2 separate regions of the Homo sapiens genome follow, and region 2 is linked to region 1. Evidence: chromatin contacts called from ENCODE Hi-C data. All regions are on one chromosome and are shown on one strand. The core of a region is the stretch at or near the end of the contact, and the rest is flanking DNA. Distances in the headings are between cores, read along the strand shown. Region 1 holds the start of CDC26 (cell division cycle 26). Region 2 holds the start of AKNA (AT-hook transcription factor).

Region 1 (4,804 bases), core at 1,979-4,478:
TTATGCCAAACACATAAACCTAAATGACACAGCTTCAAAAGGCAAGAAAATGGTTCAAGCCACCTCTTGTTTCATTTATTAACTTTGTGCCTATATAAACACACACTTTGGCTGAGACCAGCAAGTAAGAGTACAGAACATCTTTTGCAAATGAGTTAACTAGGCTGTCTATCCAGAAGATGTAACAGAAACATTATTGTAACAACAGCCAAAGCTATTTATTCTCGAAAGGAGACCCAGTATAGGGATACTTAACAAATCATTAACTACTAAACTGCAAATAATTACCAGGAAAATGAGAGTTCCACAACTATAAGGATTTCTGGATAATCTAGCAATAGTTTTGAAACCCACACCAAAATACAAGTGTGATAAAAAATGAGAGGTACAGTGGTGACGTTATGTTTAAAAACAGTATTAAAAGTTTAAAAAGTCACTAGGCTACAGTGCATGTGTTTAGAAAATGTGTGGGAGGATCAATAAGAAACCTGACAGATGTCCCTACTGCAGAGGAGTCTTCATTTTATGCCCTTTGGCATTGTCTGAATTTCTTAGGACAAATATGCATAATTTTATTTTTAAAATATAGTAGACCTCTCATTACTGACATGGAAAGATATCCTCAATGGTATATAAATGAAAAATGGGGGTTATACAACAATTTACGTATTGTGTTTTCATTTATGGAAAAAATTACATACTTTTTAGCTGTATTAAAATTCTCAGAAAGATATACAATCAATTAATTTTAAAAATACAGGATTTTCTACTTCACACATTTATACATTGATCTTTTAAAAGAAAATAACTTTTTTTTTTGAGACAGGGTCTCGCTCTGTTGTTCAGGCTGGAGTGCAGTGGCACAGTCATGACTCACTGCAGCCTTGAACCCCCACCTCAGAACCCCAATTAGCTGGGAATACAGGCACGTGTCACCATGCCCAGCTAATTTTCTACTTTTTGTAGAGATGGGGTATCACTATTTGCCCAGGCTGGTCTTGGATTCCTGGGCTCAAGCCAGACTCCCGCTTCTCAGCCTCCCAAAGTGCTGGGATTACAGGTGTGAGCCACCAGGCTTGGCCACTATTACTTTTATAATAAAAAAAGATAGCTCAGTCAGGTGCAGTGGCTCACGCCTGTAATCCCAGCACTTTGGGAGGCCGAGGTGGGCGGATCATTTGAGGTCAGGAGTTGGAGACCAGCCTGGGCAACATGGTGAAACCCAGTCTCTACTAAAAATACAAAAATTAGCTGGGTGTGGTGGCGGGCACCTGTAATCTCAGCTAATCGGGAGGCTGAGGCAGGAGAATCCCTTGAACACAAAAGGCAGAGGTTGCAGTGAGCCAAGGTTACGCCACTGCATTCCAGCCTGGGCAAGAGAGTGAGACCCTGTCACACACACACACACACACAAAAAGATTTCACTTTGGGTAAAAAATAATTACAAAACTTCAAAAGGGAGAATATCATGAACCACTCTAGCTGCAAACCAATGCCAGAACTATGTTAGATCTCCAGAAGACAAATGGAATCAATCTGAATCCAAATGTACACTGAATTTTTGATAAGACTGCTCACTCATAGAAGAAAAACTATATAACAGATTGTAAGAAAAAGGCTCTCTGCATGATAATAAGGGGGTAGGCAAAATACAGCCTTATAGCTGCAAGTTTAAGAATTGAAATTCTGCCGGGCACAGTGGCTCACACCTGTAATCCCAGCACTTTAGGAGGACGAGGCGGGCGGATCACAAGGTCAGGAGTTTGAGACCAGCCAGACCAACATGGTGAAACCCCATATCTACTAAATATACAAAAATTAGCCGGGCGTGGTGGTGTGCGCCTGTAATCCCAGCTACTCGGGAGGCTGAAGCAGGAGAACTGCTTGAACCCGGGAGGCGGAGGTTGCAGTGAGCCAAGATCGCACCACTGCACTCCAGCCTGGCGACAGAGCGAGACTCTGTTTAAAAAAAAAAAAATTGTAATTTTTTGACATTATAAAACTGTGGTATTTAAGTTTAGAAAGGTATTCATTACACAAAGAGGTAAAGATGGGCTCACAATTTGCATCTTACCAGAGGTTATATTAATATTTCCAGCTTCGATCCCTGCTTTAAGTCCGTCTTTCCCCAAAATCCCAGACTCTCCTTTGGCCAGACGCTCCCTCTCCTTCTCTTCCAAACTTCCATAATAGATGTGTGGTTTCTTCACGACCGGAGCAACTAAGTCGTCGGGTGCTTTAGTTTTGGTTGCCTGCTAAATCAAAGATCTGCATTAAACTAAGGTTTAATCTTGGCAATTTACCGGACTTCACCAGAGGATGAAGCTCACCCTGAGTTTCACAGTCCTGTTTCCTCTGTAATTGAAAGGACAAATTGGACACTACTTAAGACGCTCTTCATTGATTTGAGGAGGTGAAGGTAGGGTGAGGGTGTTTCAGTCCCTCACTTTGGTTGATGGGATTAATAAAACTAGTGAGGTTCTCTCGGGTATTTTCCTATGAAAGGTTTGCTCTGAAATCTGTTTACTTCATTCCGTTGGAAGTGTTCAATCTCGTGTTTTATGCTTCCCGGATTACTGCTTATCACTGGGGAAATACTAAGGATAGATGAAATAACCAACGCGGTGCTAAAGGATAACAAGTTACAACATTACAAGTGTATACATTTCAAACGTTCCTAGACGTGAGGTAGTAGGAGTTAGTAGGTCTCATTAAAATTCTGAGATCTGCCAAAGGCATAAACCTTGGCCAAGACACTTCCCTATTTCAGAGCACCGTTACTGGATGAGTCGGAAGAGATGCTTGCCCTTTGGGGCTGTAGTGGGAGAGGTGCAAATAAGCTACAGTCCACGAAAGCGCTTAGGGATCAGGAAAACGGTGGTCCGCTGTGTAGGACACCGCTGAGTCCCGCAGCCTTCCTCCTCAGCCCTCCACCGCCTTCTCCCGCTCCTTAACGGCCCCTTCCCGCAGAGATCCCCTTCCCCCTTAGCGCTCCCTGCCAGAGTGAGCTGGGATCCCGGGCTCTGTACCGTGGAAGAGGCTCGCGAGGAAGCCATGCTGGGCTCTGGAGCCGCGAGGCCCCAGCGAAACCCGAACACTCCCTTTCAGACCGTCCACCGCGCGCCCAGCAGAGGGGAAGTGCGTCACTGACAGGAAGTGCGTCACTGACAAGACGTGGGCCAAGAGGGGTCACCGCCCCCGGAGCGGCGCGGAGCATGATGGAAGTCGTAGTAGGAAATGGCGTCGTGGCATTGAGGGGCATCCCTCCTAGAACCTCCAGGAAAAGCTCGCGGAAGACGAGGTTCTGCGGAGAGAGAGGCTCCAAGCAGTCTGGGAAGTGTAGTCCAGTTGGCTTAGCAGTAGTTTCGTTGGGGGGGAGCCGAGGTTCCGGGAAGGGGCTAGGCCGGCTTGAAAAGAGGTAGGTGAGTCGACTCGCGCGGCTCGGGGCTGAACTCTGGAGCGAGTCAAGGGCTTCCGGGGTCCGCTGTGCCCCCCGGGCGTACGGGGGCGTTTACGTCTTCTTGGAGCCGAGGACCATGTTACCATAGAAACCCTTGCCTGGGCTCCGAGGTACAGGCCTGGAGCTAGGGGACGAGGACTGTTCTCCTCCATGGTCCGGAAGTCTTCCCAGGCTCCCCCTCTGAGCTTGATGGCTCGGCGGTGGATTTGGGCTGCGGCGGGAGATTAAGCTAGAAGAGCCCGCTAGTGCCAAAGTCAAATAAAGACCCGGCGGAGGAGCTTCGGCCTGATTTTGTTGATTTGTCTTCAGCCTGGTCTTTGTATCAGATTGAGAGTAAGATGATGGATAGGAAGGTGTCAGGTAACTCTGTACGTCTCTCTGCCCTGCTGGATGCTGGGGCATTAGAGACGAACAGGATAAGGTTTTTATCCCCACATGGGCGGTGGGAGATCCTCAAAATATTGACGTTTCCCTAGCTGGCCAGATCCTCATGCAACCCCCTAGAACAATTACAGCAATAATAGATGTTATTTATTGAACATTTATTAAATGCCAAATAATATTCCAAGAGCTTACTCTGTATTACGTTATTGACTTCCTACAACAGCAGAGTAGGATACAGATGAGGGAACTAAGGTCTAGTGAGAAATGAAACGAATTGTTCAGGATCGGTGGTGTAGTGGGATTAAAACCTGTGCCCTTTAACCTCTACAGCCAGCACTTTTAACTGTTAATCTATACTGCTCCCTAGTGGCCAGTTTTTTGCAGTTTGCAGAAAAGGTAAAATGTATAGATTTTTTTTTCCCCCTTTTAGGTATCCCTATCCCTCTCTTTCCCTCTTTGGAACTTTGGCTTTCTCTACCATTTGTCTGCATTGGAATCTGGTAGAAGATAATGCCTGATTTAGTACAAAGGAATTTGAAATGTAATGTGCCAGTGTTTTGTGTTGATAATATCACCTGTAGTATCCTAAGCTTCATGGGAGAAGGAACTATTTCTTCCTTTGTATACTTCACAGTCCTTAGTTTCATCCTAGATACGTGTAATAATTTGTATCTGTACATACTTTCAAGGAGTTTTCACTTCCATCATTTTCACTTAATGCTTATCATGTTGACCTTTATAATTTTTATAGGAGGCTAAAATTATTAACCAAACTGAACAGCTTGCTTCGATGACTTCTTTATGTGTGAAATAGGAATCATTTTGTCAACTTCACAGGGTTTTTGTGTTAAAATAAGAATGTAAAGAATGGGAATGGAAAAACAGCACGGTGCTCAAGAATGATCTCACCTTCTAGTCAACAAACATTTACTGACTGTTTTTATAGATACACTCTAGGGG
Region 2 (4,804 bases), core at 867-3,366, 1.1 Mb before region 1:
CCTGGGTTAATGCTGCCTGGGTTAATGACCAGGGAGGGAGGGTGAGTGAGTGACAGGGTGTCAGGGGAGCCCGCCCCTTGCACAATGGCACACATGGCCTCCAGAGCTGATAGGGAGGGGCCTCATTAGGGTTTGGCTCTGCTCCATGTGGGGCTGGGGGCTACAGGGAGAGCCCTGCCACCCAGATGTGGGTAAAAGGCAGGAAAGGGGATAGAGGGGTGGGCGATTACCAGGATGAGGGCTCCTGGTTCTAGCCCTGGCTACGCCAGATATTCACAAGCTGACCTTGGGAACGTCCACTCATTCATTCATTCATTCATTCACAGAACACATTCATCAGCCATAAACAGTGTGCCAGGCTTCAGGAAAGATATTAAGATCTAGCCTTTAGAGGAGACCAGAGACTTATACCTAAGTAGCAGCAATAGTTGTAGTAGCAATAATAAAATAGCTCAATACATGACTGTGTTCTGGCTCCCCCGCTCTACCCTTGGTAGGCATCATGTCATTGAATCTTTATAGCAGCCCCTGTGGGGTGGCTACTCTTCTTATCCCTGTTTTACAGATGAAGAAACTGAGGCTTAGAGACGTGAAGCCTCAAAGGTCAGGGCCAGCAGGAGATGGGGCTGGGATTTGAACCCAGGTCCACAGTGACTCTGAGATTTTTTTCTCTCCTACATGGGTGGTTCCCAAATCTGGCTGCTTATCAGAATTACCTGGAGGGCTTTTTGGACAATACAGAGGCCTGTTTTTTTTCCTCTTTCTTTTTGTTTCCTGACTCAGAGTCTCTGGGTCCTGGGTGGGGCCAGTGTTGGGAGCCTCTTGTGCTCCTGTGCCCGCTTTTCTGTGAAGCTCCTGCTTCTCCCGCTTGACTCGCTCTGCCCCGGGTACACAGGCCTTGCTGTTCTCAGGGAAAGCCCGCTGGCTCCCCCACCTTGGCCTTTCCACTTGCCCTCCCAGAACACTCTGCCCCAAACCTTCTTGTGGCTTGCTTTTGACCCCTCTTCCTTCCAGTGCCTTATTTGAATGTCACCTCCTCATAGAGACCTTCCTGACCGTCCTATAACCCTTCTCCTCCAACCCATTACTCTTGGCCCCATGTGTTCTCTACCAGGGCCAGTCACCTGGGACACTTAAAATGTCTGATGCCCAGAGACTGACTCTGTTGGCCTGGGGTGAGCCCCAGGCTTCAGTGCCACCTGGCCTGGGACACGGATCGTCACCCAGTCTCATTGTTCACAGCTCTCTCCTTGAAATTATACATGTGCTTGCTTATTGTCCATGTCTCTGCTAGAGTGGAGAGCAGGGGACTGGCCTGTCTTCGGCCCTGCCATATTCCCAGGTGATTTAAAAGCACCCGCCACACAGTAGGAGCTCAGTGAGTACCTACGAATGAAGGAATGGGATGGTGGGGCTTGAGGAAAGATAGCTCGACTGACCATCAGGATCGATCTGTTCCCAACATCTGGTGAACCCTTGGAGGGTTCTTACAACAAGGGAAAGTTTACCTGATCCGCCAGGTTCACACCTCCATGCTGCCCCGAACATCCCACTCTGGCTGCAGGACCACCTCGGGGTGAGGACGGTGGGTTGAGATGGCAGGAATCACCACGGTCTCCCTGAGATTCAGGTTGCACATTGGCAGAGTCAGAGCTGGAAGGGCAGGAGTGGTGTTGAGTCTGAGCTCTCACCGTGCACATGGGCCCTGAGGCCTAGTGAGGGAAGGAGCCTCGGCTAAGGTCAGGCCGTGGTTGAAGAGGGCCTAGAGGGTAGGAGCTACAGCATGCTGTGTGACCTTGGCCAAGCCTCTGACCTTCTCTGTGCTTTAGTCTCCCCATCTGTACCTGCAGGGCCTGGGCTGAGATGATCCCAAGCCCAGGACGTCAGGAGTTTGTTCCCTGAGTCCTTTCCTGGGCAGCGCTGACTGCGGAGGGCTTGCAAGGGGTTAAGCTCCTCCAGCTCTTGCTCTGCACGCAGACAAACCCCCTCCTTCTGACAAACACTTGTAGGAAATCAGGCTGGGCGCTTCCTGCCGAGGCGAGGCGGCCTCAACCACGGCAGGGGCGGGGAGAGGTGGGGAGCGATGCTGGTCTGTGAGCAGCAGCTTGGGCTGGCAGAACGGCCTGGAGGTGGGCCAGGGCGCAATGGAGACAGGGGGCTCCCTGGGTTTGGAACAAAGAATTCACAGGCAGGTCCCCTGAAACTGGGTCGGCAGGACGGTGGTGGAGCCCGAGAGAGGTAAGGGATTGGAACGGAGGAGGGCCCGGGAGGCCGCTTTCCTTCTGGACGGGCCAGTCACAGACTCTCCGGGACAGTCCAGGCAGCCGGACCAGCCCAGCCAGGAAGTTGCAGCTGCTGGAGCTGCACCGCTTTTCTCTTGGCTTAGGGGATCCCGGCCTCCAGGGCAAGGGTGGATTTAAGGAGGATTTCGTCAAGCCTCAGGATGCTAGATTCCAGTCCTAGCTCTGATTCTGATCTCTTGTGAACTTGGGTAGGCGGGTCCATCTCTGTGCCTGGGGTGTCGTCGTCTGCACCTGGAGAGTTAGTGTCCTTGGTTGCTAAGGGGTCTCAGAGACGATGCAGGCATGGGCAGCAGGCCAGGAGGCAGCGACGGCGCCGGGGGGTGGTCCCTATTGAAGGAGTGGCCCCTTATGCCAGCTGCGTAAGAGCAAGGAGAGGAGCCAAGGACAGTCCGAGGACCAGCAGACCCAGCTCAGCTCTTGAGGATGGCAAGACCAGAGCTGGCAACAGCCAGGGCACCGTTTCTCTTTCTCCTCGGCCTCTGCTGCTGGAGCGGGCTGGGGGCAGGGAGGACACAGAGAGGGAGTGGCTGGTGCTTCCTTGTGGGACTAGAGTCCACACAGCTGGTGGGAACCCCTTGAGAACAGCAAGTCTGTGCCCTGCCAGCAGGTGGGTGGGGGTATGGTTGAGCCTTTTTGGAAGGTCTGGTTACTGATTTGGGGGGTGGTCTTCCTTCCCCATCTCCCTGACACATCTGACAGCCTTGGTTTCAGAGTTGCGGTACCCCAGCTTTGAATCCTCTGTCTGCGCTTCCTGGCTGTGAGGTCTTGTGAGAGCAGGCCATGTCTCTGTGCCTCAGTGTCTTCATCTGGGAGGTGTCAGGGTGTGGGTGGGGGTAGAAGCAGGGTGGCACCCTGGACAGCTCTGGCTGGATGGGAAGGGGCTGCAGAGGGCACGGGGAGGCTGTGCGGGCTGCGTAGCTGTGCTGGCAAAGGAGAGCCTGGGCGTCTGGGCAGTTCTGAGGGATTGAGCCATAAAGGGAAGGGTCCCTGGCTGTGGAATGACTGAGCGGGCGGAGAAGCCCTGTGTGGGTGGTGGGGAAGAAGAGTCCATCCCACCCAGGAACTGAAGATAGACACCTCAGGGGTCTGTTAGACCCTTGAGAGAGCAGGGGCAGTGGCGGCTTGGGTGTAAGAAGGAGATGTGCAGAAGGAGGGTGCAGTGGCTGCTACTTCCTTGTGGGGCCAGTTTCTCCAGGGATGGCGGGGACCCTGAACTCCATAGCCCTCCCCAGCTCACACTGCTGGAGTCTTCACCAAACCCCACTCACTGCCTTTTAGGAGCAGCCCTGCTGCCCTAACGAGGGCTGGCTGGAACAACTCTGCCTTTATCTGGCATGCAGGGACACCTGCCCATAGCTCTCCTTCAAGGTCAGGCCATACTTTCAGACCTACGTGCCTTTGCCTCCGTGCTGTTCCCGCTGCCTGGAATGCCCTCCCCAGTCTTCTCCCCCAAATCCTCATTGTTTCTCAAGCCCACCTTAAAGCTTCCTTTGGTAACACTTCTGTATTGTACTACCCCCCACCGTTTAAAATCTTGGAACACTTTTACTCTTTTCTATATTCTTTGCATCTTACGTAGCGCCTGGTATATAGTAGGAAGTCATAGGGCTTTTTTAAAAAGTTAATTTGCGCCCACTGGGTGCTCAGTATGTATCTTTGTACTTTGAAATGTGACCTCAGGGAGGAGGAGAGAGGTTAACAGTTCTGAGGCTGTTGCCCTTAGAAGCTGAGTCAATCAGGGACTTCAAAGCTCTTTGAGTCCCATACCCTGCCTCCCAACCCACCCTAGCAGGGTGATATCCCCTTGCGATATCAAGAGCAGGTGGTACTTTCTCTATTTTACAGTGAGGAAAATGCAAGCCCAGCTATACACAGTGAGTAACAGCAGCCAGGACTAGCACCTGTCTCCTGATGCCCAGCCTGCTTCTCTATCACAGCATCGTCCCAGCCTGAGGTTGGCAGGTAGTTGGCACTAACGTGTGTTTGTTGACTGACTAGCTGACTGGCCAGTTCTGGGGCTTTGTGGTGAGGAGGGCCATGGCTCGCATGGAAGGCAGAGGCCTGGCTCAGGAAAGGCTCACTGGTTTAGGCGCCTGGGGGCAAGTGCGAAACTCTAGTCAGTCACTGCAGCTGCCTCTGACGTGCACCTTCCCCTGGTTACAGTGAGATTTCTGCCACGACTGAGTCATCCCAGAAGACAGGATGTTCCTCTTTGTGCACCCAGAGGGCTCTGTGATTGGGCAGGCTGCTCTGTGGCAGAGCTAGAAAAAAAGCCCTTTAAAAAGTCAAAAAACCGCACACCTCCCCCGGCCCCTTCCTCAGCAGAGGCTTCAGAATCAGAAAAGCAACAGCTAAATTGTAGCCTCTTCTCCACCTGCCATAACAGCAGGAGCCAGGAGGCCTAGTGAACTTCAAAGGGCAGGCCCTGCCTGAGGCCCTGGTTTAAAATGCAGATTCCTGGGCCCTATCCCAGGGCCACTGAGTCAGGCTCTCTGCAGGTT

The links. Hi-C counts contacts between places; a loop is a spot of excess contacts on that map. Pooled maps may share reads with other maps.
Region 2: a loop to region 1 is called in a map of GM12878, with 5 times the contacts of the local background. The contact joins the promoter of AKNA here to the promoter of CDC26 in region 1. A Hi-C loop is called at or near these places in 2 of 168 maps with a recorded cell type or tissue (CD4-positive, alpha-beta T cell and GM12878), 2 of 37 single-sample maps with no recorded cell type and 9 of 50 pooled maps.

What each region holds. Positions count from the first base shown.
Region 1 is chr9:113,273,996-113,278,799 of GRCh38, reverse strand. It overlaps CDC26 (cell division cycle 26), which reads left to right and starts at 3,228. Exons shown (of 4, transcript NM_139286.4): 1 at 3,228-3,418. PRPF4 (pre-mRNA splicing tri-snRNP complex factor PRPF4) reads right to left here and starts at 3,142. Exons shown (of 14, transcript NM_001244926.2): 1 at 3,030-3,142; 2 at 2,075-2,252. The coding sequence starts at 3,056. RefSeq lists enhancers at 3,155-3,494, 3,262-4,117.
Region 2 is chr9:114,385,294-114,390,097 of GRCh38, reverse strand. AKNA (AT-hook transcription factor) reads left to right here and starts at 2,116. Exons shown (of 22, transcript NM_001317950.2): 1 at 2,116-2,238. It overlaps LOC124902253 (a long non-coding RNA gene), which reads right to left and starts at 2,048. Exons shown (of 3, transcript XR_007061742.1): 1 at 1,845-2,048; 2 at 1,509-1,653. RefSeq lists enhancers at 1,824-2,113, 2,154-2,283, 1,754-2,489, 3,304-3,453, 4,224-4,283 and 2 more.